Regions from separate parts of the Homo sapiens genome. Here region 2 is linked to region 1. The links are chromatin loops, found by intact Hi-C in ENCODE. Cell type or tissue: lower leg skin. All regions are shown on one strand. Each heading gives the region's core, and the rest is flanking DNA. Links, peaks and the distances in the headings are about the cores only.

The links. Hi-C counts contacts between places; a loop is a spot of excess contacts. Peaks named below come from ENCODE experiments on the same cell type or tissue, not always from the same donor. Only the 100,000 strongest peaks of a DNase experiment are listed, where the experiment ranks them.
Region 2: a loop joins it to region 1, with 2.9 times the contacts of the local background. A loop is called at or near these places in 1 of 110 quality-filtered maps.

What each region holds. Positions count from the first base shown.
Region 1 is chr4:5,810,202-5,818,495 of GRCh38, reverse strand. It overlaps EVC (EvC ciliary complex subunit 1), which reads right to left. Exons shown (of 21, transcript NM_153717.3): 20 at 8,046-8,157; 21 at 4,191-7,543. The coding sequence ends at 7,459. Among named protein-coding and RNA genes, the nearest start is that of CRMP1, 79 kb to the left of the region's middle. RefSeq lists an enhancer at 5,465-5,514. In lower leg skin, for the core only: no CTCF peak of the experiment used is centred there; no DNase peak of the experiment used is centred there.
Region 2 is chr4:5,461,306-5,469,631 of GRCh38, reverse strand. It overlaps STK32B (serine/threonine kinase 32B), which reads right to left. Exons shown (of 12, transcript NM_018401.3): 10 at 2,798-2,929; 11 at 1,562-1,626. Among named protein-coding and RNA genes, the nearest start is that of LINC01587, 59 kb to the left of the region's middle. In lower leg skin, for the core only: no CTCF peak of the experiment used is centred there; DNase peaks (open chromatin) are centred at 3,411 and 5,261.

The DNA.
Region 1 (8,294 bases), core at 295-8,294:
GTACTGCCACATTGGGTATTAAGTTTCAACATAAGTCTCTTGCCATGGCCAATTTCAACCTATCGACATTAAGTAAATGAGTTTGGAATCCAGACCACTTAACTGTTGGCTCTGATGTCCCAGGAAGGGGTGGTTCTGGCCCCTCTGCATTTGTTGGTGTATTAGTCTGTTCTCACTCTGCTGATAAAGACATACCCAAGACTGGGTAATTTATAAAGAAAAAGAGGTTTAATGGACTCACAGTTCCACGTGGCTAGAACTTCACAATCATGGCAGAAGGCACGTCTTCATGATGGCAGGCAAGAGAGAGAATGAGAACCAAGTGAAAATGGTTTCCCCTTCTAAACCATCAGACCTCTTGAGACTTATTCACTACCACAAGAACAGTATGGGGGGAAACTGCCCCCATGATTCAATTATCTCCCACCAGGTCCCTCCCACATCACGGAATTATGGGAGCTACAATTCAAGATGAGATTTGGGTGGGGACACAGCCAAACCACATCAGTTGGTTTGTCTATCTTTGCCTCCAGATTGCATATTGACTCTTAAAAAGTGAGACAGAATGGGCAAGGTCTTTGCACATACTTTTCCTTCATCTACGTAAAGCCAAACCATTTTCAGATGTCACCAGTAGGGTCTACCATGTTCTAGCCCCCAGGGTTGGTCTGGCCACCTTGATCATAGACAGTGGACAAGAGAAGGTGCTACCCTTATCCTGGGGCCAAATCTCTATAGACTCAACAGAGCTACTCTTCTGACGTAAGTGCGTAACCCTCCTCTGTGTTACTCTTTCCAAGGCAGAGTGTGGCCGTGATGCCCATTGACAGTGTCATTTGCCTAAAGGTTCATTCCAATCAAGTCCATTTATGAAGTGAAAAACCATGAAAAGAAGTTTCCTAAGCAAAAGGGGCTCTTAGCAAGTTGAACTTTCTATTTTTCTCTTAGTGCAGACCTGCAGAGATTTTAGAGGAAAAGACACAGGGGCCCTGGTGCACCTGGCTTCAGAGTAAAGCCTCTCACTGGTAGTCTGTTCCCAAGAGGAGGAAAGCTGTGGCATGGCTGTGCGTCCAGAGTCCATCTGGGAATTTTCTGGGAGATCTATCAAACCACTTAGGCAGCCTGGCTATCCATTATGCCTGGATGTGGACTTCAAAGTCTTTCCCTATCAGACGGGAGCCAAACACCACGTGGGTAGCTTGGGGTCCCAGCTTGCAATGGACAAGAGCCCCGACACGGTGCAGGAAGCCTCTATAGCCACTGCCCTCCCCCATCCAGGCCACTGTATTTGGAAGGAAGAATGTCGACCAGGACCTCCATGACTCCAGTTTCATAGCAAAAAAGAACACTCCGTATCCCAACGTTCACTTGTAGCCATGTGGGCAAATGCCTGGTGCAGGGGATTTCTCCTGGGCCAGGCGGCCCTGTGACCTTTAGGCTGGGGCCTCAGCCTCACTGATTCCTTCTCCCAACCTGCCCTGCCTTTGCCCAGAGCATGACGGAGGCAGCTAAGTGGTTTCCAGAGAAAGGAGAACATGGACAGGAGTCAGTTCTCTAGGGTTGCCTGGGCCCAGAGTTCTCAGGAGGTTGAAGGGTCAACTAAGCCTGAGACGGCAAGTGCCTTGGTCCACGTCCTCTGAGACGCAGACACTGAGCCAGGATTAGATGTGGGCAAGATGTGTACTGGGGGACATATCTGTGAGGCAAAATGAGGAGAGAGCCAGAGGAGGCAGAGCCCACAGATTTGCGATGCAGCTGACAGCCCCATGATGGAGGGAGAGAGGGAGGGGAGAGAGGGGAGAAGGGAAGGGAGGGAGGGAAGGGAGAGAGGGGAAGGAGGGAGGGAAGGGAGAGAGGGGAAGGAGGGAGGGAGAAAAGAAGGACAGAGGGGGTAAGGAAAGAAGGGAGGGAGGGGAGGAAGGGAGTGAAGAGAGGGTAGAAAGGAGGGAGGGAGGCAAGACTCTGGTGCTGCACAGTTCTACATCTCAGCAGGTAGAGCAAGAAGTCCTGGGGCCCAGGCTGTCCTCTGGAGGAGCCCTGTCATGTGGGCTAAGGAGGCCTCCACATCCCTGCCTCTTGCAGGCACTGGGAGCACCCTGCAGGAAGTGTGGCCTCCATGCTCACGCAGGGAAGGATTTCTGAGCACGGCAGGAAATCCCAAGGATGTTGGTCGTTTTTGCTCCTTGCCGTTGGGGACCCAAGAGGTACATGTTCATGGCCACCACAGCCAGAACAAGGCGGATGAAGAGCTCACCTCAGACTAAGTCCAGCGGCTGGACTGCAGGCTATGTCGGTGGGCAGGAGGTGCATCAGGAAGTGGACCAAGTCCATCAGCGGGAGCCCAGTGGGGAAAAAACAGATCCCCAGGCCTCCTGTCCAATCTGCTGACTCAGAATCTCTGGGATGGGGCTAAGAATGTTGTTTTTAATGAGCCCCTGGGTAATGCTGACACACAGCCAAATCTATAAGCCATGGGGGGAAAATAGTATTCCTGGCCTCCCTCCCTCCCTCCTTCCTTTCCAATCCATACACCACAGGAGGAAAGTATATACTCAGCGTTCCTCCCTCCCTTCCTTCCAAACCAGTTGCCACAGGAGGAAAGGAATATTCCCAGGCCTCCCTCCCTTCCTTCCACCAGGTGACCATGAATGCCTGTTATATGCCAGGTGGCATGTGGCCGGTCAATGGTGTACATTCCAGGGGGGACGTCAGGTGCGAATCAAATGATTACTCAAAGCACCGAACTGCACACTCTGTTAAGGGCTATAGAGGAAACATTTAGGGGAGAATAATCCCATCTCCCACTCCTCTGGTTTCCATAGAGGGAGGGGCTTCCACTCTCTGGGGGACAGCACAAGGGACTTCCCTGGCCCCTCTCCCTCTCTCTTTTATTCTTCTCTGGGGAGGAGGAGAAATACCTGATTGGCCAGTCTGGGAAGGATCACTCCCAAGACAGTGCCTGCCTCTGGATCGATTCGTTCCCCCTATAAATCACGCTTTACCCTCTAAACGGCCACATTTCCCCCATTTCCCGTCTCCCTATGAGGGTGTGGAAGCACCTGGACCTCACTGGTTTGTGGGGTCATCACTCTCCTGCAATTCCCCATGCCATGCACGTTACGTTGGAATGCTTTTCTTTTTCCTATTGGTCTGCCTTTGGTCAATTGTTTCTCAAGGAGCCTTCGTAGGGTGGAGGAAAAGCTTGCCCTCTGTGCCCCACAGCTGATTCACTGTAAAGCTCATGGAGCTCACACTTCTGCCACCTGTGCACAGACCCCACCGAGACCCGGGAGTGGGCTTAGCCACGGGTTCACTGACACATTCCTTACAGTTTACAATGCCACAGTCAGATCTTTTAGCTGCAATCCTTAAGACCACTGTTCCCTTTCCTGCTGATGCCACTGCATATCAGGTGACACTAGGGAGGCCTGGGACATTTGGAGGATCTGGGTAAGGGCCAGTTGAGTTGGGTTTAGTGGGATTGTTTATGTGGGTCTCACTGTACACCTCTGTGTATAGTGATGAACTTGGACAAGAAATAAAGGAAGGTTATTTATATGCTCCCCCACCGACCTCACCCCAGTCCCAGCAGCAAAGAACACAGGACCTAGAATCTAAGGGGGGCCCTGATGTTGTTCAGGGTTGGGGGCAGAGGGGGATCTCTGGAGATGTGAGTCCTGACTCCATGTGAGGAGTGGCTAGGAGCCACTGGGCAGAGGGCTGGGGAGGGGGGCAGGGGTCTTCCAGAAAGAATGCACATCATGAGCAAAGGCCCAGTGGGGGGCAGGGGTGTGGCCCATGTGAGGCCATGAGAGAAGACAGGGACCAGGTGCAGAGTGAAGGGGAAGGGCATCTGCTAGGCCGCAGGGGTGGGCTCAGCCTAGACCTCTCTGAGCCTCATGGTCCATGGTAAAGATCTGGCTTTTTCTCCTAAGAGCCAGGGAACGCCGCCCATAAGGCCAGGCAGATTTGCGTTGGAGAACATGTGATGGGCGGATGGCAGGGGCAGGAGAGGCTTCTGTGGCAACAGCAAGATCAGCACCGCCCTGGCCAGGGCCTCAGAAGGAATGTGGTGCAGAACGTGACCCCTGGTTGGCCAGGAGGGTCCTGGGAGAGTGCACTCACCCTGGGGGAGTACAAAAAACCGTGCTGGCTTCATCCTGCGGTCTCAAGTACAGGTCAGAGGGTGCTATTTTCACCAAAGAATTAAATCATGAGTTCATCATAATACATCATCTCTCATGGTCCCCTTCCAAATCCACATCCATCCATCACCATAACAGCCCACAGCCCATAATAAGTGGGGATGGTAACCAAAATGGAGGCAGGGTACCTGCGAGGCATCCTGGGGCTGCACTGCTGATCCTCTTCTCTCTCCCCTGGCCCTGAGTGCTGCCTTCATGTGGCTCAGCCCTTCCGTCCTTCAAGCCTTCATCAGCTTCAGGGCAGCCCCGAGTCTGTGCCCAGGTACACTGGCTAAAATGCAGTGTCTTCCAAATAGCCATATCTCATTTTAATCAGGGAGCAATTCCAGCATGGAAGTCCCCATCATGCTCCTGCTGGCAGGTACAGGTGCCAGTTTGTGACGGATGAAAGCACCGACAGCCCACGCGTCTTCATCATGGAGGCCTGTGCCCCAGACTGTGCCCAGCACAACAGCTGGGCGGCAAGGGTGGGCCAGGGTCGAGCAAATGACACGTTCCCTTTGGCTAAGGAAGACACCCCAGAAGCAAAATGCTCCATGCGACAGCCAGGCATTCAGGCTACAAGCTCGGTGGCGGGGAGGCAGCCGGGAGCCTTCTCAGAGGAGAAGGGTCCCGTGATCATTCCACAGATGCTTTCAGAGCTCTGGGCTCAGGGTAACCGACCAATTATGGTGCTGCCAGAGGGCCTGCATTTACTATACACACGTCACAAAATCAGGCTTCCCCGGGAGGAGCCATCGGACTCTGTGCAGAGGGCCCATGTGACAATATAAAAGTGATTTCTGGCCGGGCGCGGTGGCTAACGCCTAATCTCAGCACTTTGGGGAGGCCGAGGCAGGTGGACGATGAGGTCAGGAGTTCGAGAGCAGCCTGGCCAGTATGGTGAAACCCCGTCTCTACTAAAATAAAATACAAAAAAGATTTAGCCAGGCGTGGTGGCACACGTCTGTAGTCCCAGCTACTGGGGAGGCTGAGGCAGGAAAATCGCTTGAACCCGGGAGATGGAGATTGCCATGAGCCGAGATCACGCCACTGCACTCCAGCCTGGGCAAAAGTGATTTCTATGCAAAGCAGGTTTTAAGAATATTGCACCAAGGAAGCCATAGCTTTGCACAACTCCATGGAATAACCAAGTTTTTTAGTGAACCACAAGAGGGAGCTGTTGGTTAACTTTGGAGAGCCCACTGGCTGATGGGTGAGGAACTGAAGGAAGCGCTCTGATGATTAAGTTTTGGCCACTGGGAAGGAGTCACTTGTTTCTAAGAGAGTCTATTTCAGGTTTTAAGAAATGAAAAGTCACAAATGACCCTGAAAATTCCTGAGATAGGGGCTCCCAGAGCCAGAGGGCTCACTAGGTTCTGGGGATTTTTGGACGTATCCACGGCTATGTCCTGGATTAGACCAGGGCAAGGCACCCTTTGACTCAGCACAGTGGGTGATAACCCCATGGACACGGGGCAGTGTCTGGAGACATCCTTGGTTGCCACGAATGGTGGGAGTGCTGGCATCTGGTGGGCAGAGACCAGGGACACTGGAACATCCTGTGATGCTCTGGGCAGCTCCTTCCCCTGAAGAATGATCTCGCCCGGTATGTTCACAGTGCTGAGGGTGACAGTCCCTAACCTCCATCAAAGGAGCAATTTTCCCTCCAGGTGGGAACGGCCTCTCCTGGCTGTGGTGAGAGGGGCTGGTCTGGAAGTTTCTCTCCAGGTGGGAAAGGCCTCTCCTGGCTGTGGTGTGAAGGGCTGGTCTGGAAGCTTCTCTCCAGGCAGGAACGGCCTCTCCTGGCTGTGGTGTGTGGGGCTGGTCTGAAAGTTTCTCTCCAGGCAGAAAAGGTCTCTCCTGGCTGTGGTGTGAGGAGCTGGCCTGAAGCTTCTCTCCAGGCGGGAAAGGCCTCTCCTGGCTGTGGTGTGAGGGGCTGGTCTGGAAGTTCCTCTCCCGGTGGGAAAGGCCTCTTCTGGCTGTAGTGAGAGGGCTGGTCTGGAAGTTTCTCTCCCGGTGGGAAAGGCCTCTCCTGGCTGTGGTGTGAGGGGCTGGTCTGGAAGTTTCTCTCCCGGTGGGAAAGGCCTCTCCTGGCGGTGGTGTGAGGGGCTGGTCTGGAAGTTTCTCTCCAGGTGAGAAAGGCCCCTCTTGGCTGTGGTATGAGGGGCTGGTCTGGAAGTTTCTCTCCAGGTGGGAAAGGCCTCTCCTGGCTGTGGTGTGAGGGGCTGGTCTGGAAGCTTCTCTCCAGGTGGTAAAGGCCTCTCCTGGCTGTGGTGAGAGGGGCTGGTCTGGAAGTTTCTGTCCAGGTGGGAAAGGCCTCTCCTGGCTGTGGTGTGTGAGAGGCTTGTCCGGAAGTTTCCAGGCGGGAAAGGCCTCTCCTGGCTGTAGTGAGAGGGCTGGTCTGGAAGTTTCTCTCCAGGCTGGAAAGGCTTCTCTTGGCTGTGGTGTGAGGGGCTGGTCTGGAAGTTTCTCTACCGGTGGGAAAGGCCTCTCCTGGCTGTGGTGAGAGGGGATGGTCTGGAAATTTCTCTCCAGGTGAGAAAGGCCCCTCTTGGCTGTGGTATGAGGGGCTGGTCTGGAAGTTTCTCTCCAGGTGGGAAAGGCCCCTCCTGGCTGTGGTGTGTGAAGGGCTGGTCTGGAAGCTTCTCTCCAGATGGGAAAGGCCTCTTCTGGGTGTGGTGAGAGGGCTGGTCTGGAAGTTTCTGGATGCTCTCAGCATCTATCAGGGAGAGCAGGTGCCCCCATGACATCTCTCTGCACGGGCAGGGTGTCTACTGTCCGGAAGAAGCCCCTCCCCAGGTGAAGTGAGGGTTGGGCCACACCCTCTTCCTCATATTCTAAGTGTCCTCAGAGAATACATTTCTGCAGGTGTCATTATGTATCTGTGTGTCCTCAGCCCCAGATGGGCCCAGACAGGCCTTTGGGCCAGGGATTCCAGAGTCTGCATCAGGGGTCCTTGGCCTGAGGCTCGGACCCCTCAAGACGTCCCTCCTTGGGGAGAAAGATCCATGAGGCATCGAGCCAGGGCTCCAAGCCAAATGAAATGCAAACTCACAGAGACGTGTTTCCAAGACGGGAATGCCTAATTTTCTCAGGTGATACTCATTTATGCTTTTAGGGCACATTTCTATTCTTTCTCTGTCCCTCTCAGAAGAGCCTAGAGATGCCGCTGTCCTCTCCGTCCTCGCTGCCTCTCAGCACTGCAGGAGGGAAGGTGGAATTCACACCCAGACCCAGGGCTTCAGGTCTTGTCCCACCGACTGGTCTTAAACTACAAGTTGCTTCTTCTCTTTAGCATCTTCTTTGAGTTCCCACTGTCCCCAGCTTCACTTTCTTGCTGACTCAGCCTTTTGCTGCTTAAAACAGAGAAGAAAGGCAGCCAGTTAGAACGCTGACTCCATGCCCATCATGATGCCATAACTTACCCAATCGGATTAAATGAAAATGCAGCCAAAGGTGATCAAAACAATTTTTACTTTGACATGGGTTGTTAAGAAACCAATAAAACCCGTTTCCCTCCTTGGGTAGGAGGTCATCCAAGTGCCATGACCACAGCCATCCCTGGTCAAAGAAGGGACTGCCCAACACTTCAGGCTGGATGCCAATGGGGTGTGGAGGTAGGTCAAGGCTCATCTGGCCAAATGAGACACAAACAGGAAGGGTAACAGCCATGTGGCACCCCTGGTATCATCATGGCTTACTGCCCACAAATTACGTTCATATCTGTCATTTCTTGAACCTTCACATTTAATGCCTCTGAGGGGACTGATGATTTTCCTGCCCTGACTTTTGGCACACAGCAGCTGAGTGCATTTACCAAACCCAGCCACAGGCAACAGGTCCGGGGCCCAGTCATACCTGAGTGAGCCTGAGGTCTGGTCCCCGGAGGCAAGGTCCTCATTGTTGGGCACCCCCAGGTCCCCTCTTTCCTGGGGCAGGGGCTTCTTCCTTTTAGTCCTTAGGGGCTTCTCTGTAGAGGACAGATGAACCCAGGCATGGCTCTGTGACTTTAGACAAGTGACAACTTCTTGCAGCCTCACACCAACCCAGCCTGACATTTTTGAGCATGTTGTGTGGGCCAAGTGTATGCTTGGTATCTTATGCTAT
Region 2 (8,326 bases), core at 221-8,220, 350 kb after region 1:
GTGAAAGGCTGCTGCCTCCTTTGCCTCCCCAGCATCGACTGGGACTGGGGCCCTGTCCTGCCCACTGGCCCATGGCTGGAACCCAAACACCCATCCCTGCCCCATCCCTCACCTCTCCTCACTCTCTAGGCCCTGCGGCAGCCATGCTGTCTTCCTTCTCTGTGCACTTTTCCTACTCCTGGAATGCCGCGTTTTCCCCTACATGTCCCTTAGGACTTGGCCCAGCACGCCACCTAGAGAACTTCCCCAACCACCCAGGCTGAGCCAGGTGTCTGCTGTGACATGCACTGCCCTGGGTGGCCCTTGGCCTTAGCACGTGTTTCCTGCGCTGTTAGCATCTGCTGAAAGCCAAAACGGTTGAATACTGGGGATTGCATAAGGGCCTGTAATCAATGATTTTTTGAGTCAATCAATATTTGAATCTCCTGGAGGGCAGGAAGCATCTCTGATTTGCCTCCACCAACCCAAAGCTTGGCTTAGTGTGGGTCCAATGGGGCTCATCGGCTGCCCCTGCTGGAGCCCCAGCTCTGACAAGTCAGCCACAGCCACAAATCCCCTAGATAATTTTTTTTTTTTTTTTTGAGACGGAGTCTTGCTCTGTCGCCCAGGCTGGAGTGCAGTGTGCGCGATCTCGGCTCACTGCAAGCTCTGCCTCCCGGGTTCACACCATTCTCCTGCCTCAGCCTCCCGAGTAGCTGGGACTACAGGTGCCCGCCACTGCGCACAGCTAACTTTTTGTATTTTTAGAAGAGACGGGGTTTCACCGTGGTCTCGATATCCTGACCTCGTGATCTGCCCGCCTCAGCCTCCCAAAATGCTAGAATTACAGGTGTGAGCCACCGCGCCCGGCCTCCTCTAGATATTATCATTGGCTGGAACCGAGCCTGAGGTGTCTGCCTGCTTTGTTGACCAGCCCCTTAGAGGGCAGTCCCATGGCCAGGGCACACCCCACCTAGCCCCTCCCAGATTCCCTGTGTCTCTTTTCCCATCCCAGGCTGCTGAGGTTCCAGCATCCCCCACCGACCTTACCCAAGTAAATATTAGTAACAATCGTCATTACCTTGCCGTGTTGAGAACCCCTTCCATACCAGGTGCTGCGGGACCACAGCCTCATTTAATTCTCACAGCCCCGCGTCTTAAGGAGGCCTCTCCACTGGGCTGATGCTGACCAGGAGGCTCAGGCAGGGCAAGGTCACTCTGCAGTGGCAGAGCCAGGACTTGGCCCCAGGCAACTTGACCCCAGCGCTCTTACTTTTCATCACAGTGAGCCTGCCTCTCCGCCTGTGTTCCTGTGTGCCCGCTCAGGGCTGCTGCAGCCTCCCCATTCTCATGGGAGCTCCCAGAGACTGGCTCAGGCCACACAGCAGAGGCAGGATCGGAGCCCTGTCTAATTCAAAATCCAGGAGTTTCACCCCCCACCAGAGCCCTGTGTCTCACCTCAGCGATACCTTCCCTTTTGTCGTCAAGGCCGGTTTGGGGGGCAGGGACTGTGATTCTGCCAGGAGGACCTTGGGTCACTTAGGACAGGCTTTGCCCAAGGGGGACAGTATGAAGGACTTACTTCTCTCTGTTGAATATGATGAATTCCTCCCGGACAGTCTCCAAACAGTGCTGCAGGTGTCCATTCTGTCAAAGAGCACAGAGGGGTGACTAAATGACAAAGCACGGTCCGGGGACGCGCGGTAATGGAGCATCACAGGACGGCAGACTGACCTAGATGGAAACCTCAGATGCTTGGGACCGGGACAAGCCAAGCTAAGTGTCTGGGGCTGACCCTGACTGCATGGGTGGCTGTGTCCAAAGGTAGCCTGGTGGACAAAGATGCTTTTCTCCACGTTAAGCCATGAAATCCAACTTAAAAGCCATGTTAGAATGGAATATGGGCTGAAATTCATGAGCTTATTTTCCTGACCACTTAAGGCCCACGTGAGGGGCATGGAAAACCAGAAATTCACAACCATGATGCCAGGGGCTCCACTTGCATAGGGGAGGGGGGTGTTGTGTGTTGAATTGTGTCCTCTGAAAGGTATCTTGAGTCCCAGCCCCCCAGTACTTATAAACATGACGTTATTTGGAAATAGAACCTTTACAGATGTAATCCAGTTAAGATGAAGTCACAGTGAATTAGGTAGGCCCTAAGACCAATGACTGGGGTCCTTATATGAAGGCCATATGAAGACATGCGAAGACACAGAGAATAAGGCCATGCAGTGACGGAGGGAGAGACTGGAACCATGCAGCTGCGAGCCAGCGAAGGACAAGGGGGCCGGCCGCCACTCGAAGCCTGGGGAGCCAAGGACGGCCCCTCCCCTATAGCCTTTGGAGAGAGCTGGGCTCTGCGGAGACCTTGAGTTTGGATTTCTGGCCTCCAGAACCGTGAGAGAATCAATGTGGGTTGTTTTAAGCCACCTAGCTTGTGGCAGCCCCAGGAAACGAATACAGAGGCCCACAGAGGCAAAGTGCCCAGGACCCACAAAAGTCATCGTGCAGCCCTGGGGGCCTCTGCGGTACAAAATCTTTCTCAAGGGCGCAGTGGGACCGCTGGGTCCCTCCCCCTGCCTTAGAGCTACACAAGCTTCCTGCTGTAGGAATAGCGCTCAAGGAATGCCAGGAGTGTGAATGCCTTACTTCACTCTTTCCCCCTACTTGTTTGATAGTAGCATTTTATTTACTGCAAAATAAGGAAATTGGAAGGGAGGATTGAAATGTCCCCTTTTTGCTAAACAGTGGCCTGGCTCAGTCATTTCCCTATGAGCACAGGATTTCTCTCCCGGAACGGCTCCCACGAAGCACTCACCAGCGGGCAGCTGTCCTTTGTGCCATCCCTGGATCTGTTCTTTGCCAATCGCTTCTTCTTTTTGTGAAGTGGCTTGGATTCTAGAATCATCTCTTCAAGCTCAAATGTGGGATCGCAGTTCAACCTCCCTTTCTAAAGGGGAGTAGAAAAGAAAACATGGTCTGTCTGCGTTCCACCCATCACTGAATTTTCTTTTCATTAATTCAACCATTCATTCATTCAACAAGTAATGATGAACTTACTCTTGTTGGATACACGGGTTACCTTTGTTTCTGTTTTCTGATGATAAAAAGCAACACGTTCTCACTGTACACATCATATATTTACACATAGTCCCCCTGGGGCAACCGCACTCCTGTTAACATCCAGGTATTTCCTTAGGCCCCTTTCTATGCCTGTTTTTCATACTAGGCTGAGTTCAGTTTTCGAATCTGATTTTTTCACTTATTATTTTATCCTATGCACATTGTCCTGTCATTACTATCTTTTTTATAAAAATCATTCTAAATAACTTAAGAATACAATTTCAGCTCAAAATCTGCCCAACTTCCTGCCCTGGTTCCCTGCTCCGTACCCCCGCCTCCCGCCCCCTGGCAGCTAGAGTCAGCTGACCCTCCGGCCTGGCCCTGCTCCTGGCCAGGGGCTCCTCCCGCTGTGGTCAGGAGGAATTTAGGTCTCCCTGACTTCTGGGCCTTGGACCCAGATTCCTGGTAGCCACTTTCATTCCTCAGCTGTAGCCCAGATGATGGCCCCAGGTGCCGGTCCCCAAAGGCAATGCAGCCCGGTGGCTATAACAGCAGCTTTGGCGCGCACAGGGGAAAAATCCCAGTTCTGCTACTTCCTGATCTTGTAAGTTTCATGACTTCCTTGGGACTCAGTTCATTAGCTGTAAAGTTTGGGTAACAATAATTCCCATATAGGGAATTAATAATATAATATCTATAAAGTACTCCAAGTAGGGCCAGGCATGAAGCAAGTCCTCCCTACAGTGGTGGTCCCTGGGCCTGTTAGGACCTGGGCCTGCTGTGACCTGGCCAAGAAGGAGAGAGGCGAGGCACAGCCTTGAGGTCAGCCAGCCTTGCCACTGGGCCCTGTGTCCTCTCCTTTTACCTGCGTGATGCTGAGGGAGATTCATAACCTCTCTCTGCCTCAGTTTCCTCATCATTGTGAAATATGGCAGGCTCAGAGTTTGTTGAGGGATCAGATGATAAGAGTTTGCCAAGCTTCCAGAACGGTGGATGCCTGACCATGGTGGCCGTTCCACAACTGGCCATTCCCTCTGCTTCTCTGCTGTCCCCTCACCTCCCTAGGATTCCTGGCCTTGAACCCAATTTACAAGAAAGGGTCTTGCTACCTAAAGCTGAACTTGTCTTGGCCATGCTCCCTAATCTGCTTGATGCCAGCCAGTGCCTTTGCCATGACCTGGGGGCAGGAGGAAGACAGGGACTTTGCAGACAGAACTGGGGAAAGTCCTGGCTTCCCTAACTCCCAGGAACTCCCTAAACCTCTATGGGCCTCAGTTTCCATATTGTAAGATGAGGGCACTAGTGCAAGTCTGTGAGGCTGACATGAGAAAATGCAAGAAAAGCTCCTAGCCCAGCCCCTGCCACACAGGAGTTGCCCAATAAATGTTACCGAGTTGTTGTCACTGTGTCATTCGTGGGCTAATGGAGTGGAGTCCTATGTCCTTTGCCCCTTGCTTTCTCAGTCCTAGAGGCTGGGCCTCATCCTTTCTGTTGTGACCTGCTGTGGACCCTCCTTGGGTTCGCGGTACCAATGGCCTCTCCCTTCCCCTGCCTGGCACTGGGCTTTGTCCATCATCACCAACTCCTGGAACTCAACTATGATCACCTTCCCTGATTTCACACATCTGTCCTCCAGAAGTTGCCCTCCCCTAAGGAGCAAGTTGAATCTCAGGCCCAGGTCTCTCCAGACCTGTTTTACCTGCCACTCATTCATTCATTCATTCGTTCATAAATATGCAGGCTCTGCCTTGTTTTGCCTGCCACTCATTCATTCATTCATAAAAATGCAGGTTCTGGATCTAGACCATCTGAATTCAAACTCTCAATTTCTCACTGAGAAATCTTGGGCAAGTTGCCTAACCTTGCTGAGAATGCCATTAACAGGATCCACTGCCCAGGACTGGTGTGAAGCTGACACAAGATAAGTCACACAAAGTTATCAGAACAATGGCAGGTACACAGAACACGCTCAGACCTGTTGGCCATCATCATTCGTTCATTCACGTGACAAGCACACACTTAGGCCTTCTAGTGCCTTCTATTGTCACCCATTGTTCTGGGGTCTGGCTCAGGCAGAGAGAGGTCAGCCAACACTTCGCGGCCCTCACCCTCCGAAGCTCCCAGCAGGATGGCAGGCGCACTGCGACAGAGTGTTCTCACCACTGATGTATCCCTAGGCACTCGTGCAGAGGGTTGCAGGAGAGGCTGAGGCCTGCTCTGTGCAGGGAGGTGGTGGCGCTGGCTGGGAATGTCCCAGAGGAGGCCAAGCTTGGGCTTGTCTTTCCTTCAGAAGGTGACATAACTTGCCTGTCCCCTGCAAATCTCATGTTGAGATGTAATTCCCAGTTTGGGAGGTGGGGCCTGGTGGGAGGTGTTTGGTTCATGGGGACGGATCCCTCATGGCTAGGTGCTGTCCTCACAATAGTGAGTGAGCTCTGGTGAGACATCTGGTAGTTTAAGAGCGTGTGGCACCCCCCACCCCCACTGCTGTTCCTGCTCCTGCCACGTGACACACCTGCTCTTGCTTCACCTTCCGCCCTGACTGGAAGCTCCCTGATGCCTCCCCAGAAGCAAAGCTGATGCAGGTGCCATGCTTCCTGTACAGCCCGCAGGACTGTAAGCCAGTTAAGCCTCTCTTCTTTATAAATTACCCAACCTCAGTTATTCCTTTATAGCAATGCAAGAATGGCCTAATACAGAAGGCTTCTGCTGAGACTGGCAACTGGGCCAGTCCTTGCTTTATGCTGTCTTGAAGGAGGGGTAGGAGACTGCCTTGTGGACAAGGAGAGGAAGGGATCCCCGGAAGAGAAAGCGGCCTGTGCAAGGTTCCAGCTAGGAGACAGCACAGCCAGAGGGGAGGCTACAGACCTGTGGGTGGGGCTGAGGCTCACTGCCCTGTAGGTGGGCATGTGGTAGGGGGCTTGCTTGTGTGTGTGTGTGTTTGTATGGGAGTGTGCATGTGTGTGAAGGTGTGTGTGGGTGAGTATATATGTGAATGCATGTGCTTGTGTAGGATGAGTAGGTATGTGTGTGAGACTGTGTGTGGGGGCACGTGTGCATATGTGTGTGGGGGAATGAGTGTGCATGTGTGTCTATGTGTGAGTGTGACTGAGTGTGTGAGTGTGCATCAGTGTGTGGGTGTGTGCAGGAGAGGGGCTGAGGAGGAGCAGCAGGCCAGGGTGCTGCAAAGGCAGGCACCTGCCAACAGGCTCAGGCACACAATATGGCAAAGCCACAGGCTGACCCCAGATGCCCCCCAGGGCATCCCAGCACACAGCCTCAGGGAAGGCTCAGACAGCACTCGAGGAAGTGCTAATTAGGCAATTTGTGCCTGATGTGCAGGACTGCATCGAGATTCTTAGCCTTCGCCAGTCTCACCCTGAGTTTGGCAGATCAGAGCCTGTGAAGAAGGCGGGCATATTTCTCTGGACTGTCCAAAATGTGCATTAGGAAGGAAGTCAGCCACGGGAATGCGCGCAGAGCAGAGGCTTTGGAAGCCTCCGGGCTCTACTCCCCAGGCTCTGTGAGGGTCCTGGTTTCTCATCGGATCTGTGAAGAACTAGGGTGCAGCCGCCTGAGGTCACAGAGACGGCAGAAGAGACCCAAACCTTTACTCCCGGCTCAGCAGAGCCTGCGGGTCTCCTTCCGAGGGCCCTGCCCTGTGGTTTATTTTCTGTCTTTGTAGGTTTATTGGCTTATGGCTCCACAAAACCCTACCCTTGTGGTTGTCAACTGGGAACAACTTTATCCTCAGGGGATGCTTGGCAATGTCTGGAGACATTTTTGTTTGCACAACAGAGGGGATGCTACTGGCATCTCATGAGTACAGTCCCGGGGTGCTGCTCAACACTGTACAAGGCAAAGGACAGTCCCCCATCCCAGAGTGGTCCCTCCCCAAAGGTCGACCCGCAGTGGGGGCTGTGCACTGTTGTCTGTAAGCTCCCTGGCAGCCCTGGGGCTGTTTTCTTCCCAGGGGTCCAGCTCCTGTGCAGCACAGTGCTGGTGGGTGTAGGTGTTTGGGGGACACAGATGGTGACAGTAAGGTCTGTGCTTTTCACTTTCTCATTGGCCAGCGGAATAGGGTGGGAAATGGGATGCAGACTGCCTGCCCCCAGCATTGAGCCATTGCCCCCGCAGCTGCCCCTGCCGGCCCCAAGGCACACTTGCACACCACACACACACACAGATGCACACACACACACAGATGCACAGGCACACACAGACATATAGGCACACACACAGGCACACGGACACATATAGACATACAGACACACAGACACACAAGCAGGTACACACACACAGACACATACACACACACACATACAGACACAAAAACAGAGGCACACACACGCAGATACACAGGCACACATAGACATATAGGCACACACACCACGGGCATGCACACAGACATACAGACGTACAGACACACAGACACATGGGTACACACAAATGCACTGGCATGCACACACAGATGCACAGGCATACACACAGACACACTTCCACACATACCCACACAGGCACACAGAGCTCCCAGTTGGCCAAGTGAAACCCTAAAATAATTATATTGGGAGAACAGCAGAGAGCTCTACCTGAACAGCCACTCTATGCTAAGCCTGCCCTGGACACTTTGTCCCCATGGCCTGTTCCCACAGCAGTCCGAGGGGTGTCTGAAGAGCCAGGGAGCTTTCTGAACTCAGAGGCAGCACCATGTCCACTCTGGGGTCAAGGAAGCCTTCCAGCCGGGCAGATTCCCTAAGGTTAGGCAGGTCTGGGCGGGCAGAAGGAGGTCCAGGCAGTGGGAACGGCACATGGCCAGGCCTGGAAGAATGAAGGACGAAGCCCTGTGCGACCTGCCATTCCATAGCCTGTCTGGAGCCCTGCCTGCGAGGGAAGTGGGGAGAAAGGTGGGCTCAGGGGAGAGCAGGGCCAGCCCTGGACCAGGTGAACTGGCTAAGCAGGTGGGGATGCAACGCTGCTCACAGGGAGAGGACGGGAACAGATGAGCATCAGCCAGGCTTGGCTTCGGTTGGATTCAGTGGTGAACACTGGGCAGGCTGGGGAGGGTCTGTGTTCAGAAACGTGCGTGTGCGCTGCTACCACGGTTTGTGAAAAAGGTCTGGAAGCCTGGCACTCTTGGAGAAACTGATGTGGGGAGACATTATTTTTGCACCAAAAGGAGTGACGGAAGTCTTTAAAATAATCTGACATGAAACACTAGCCAGGGACGTCTGAGGCTCCCCAGGAACCAGCCTAGAAATCTCTTGCCTTCCAGGCTGGAGTCTCC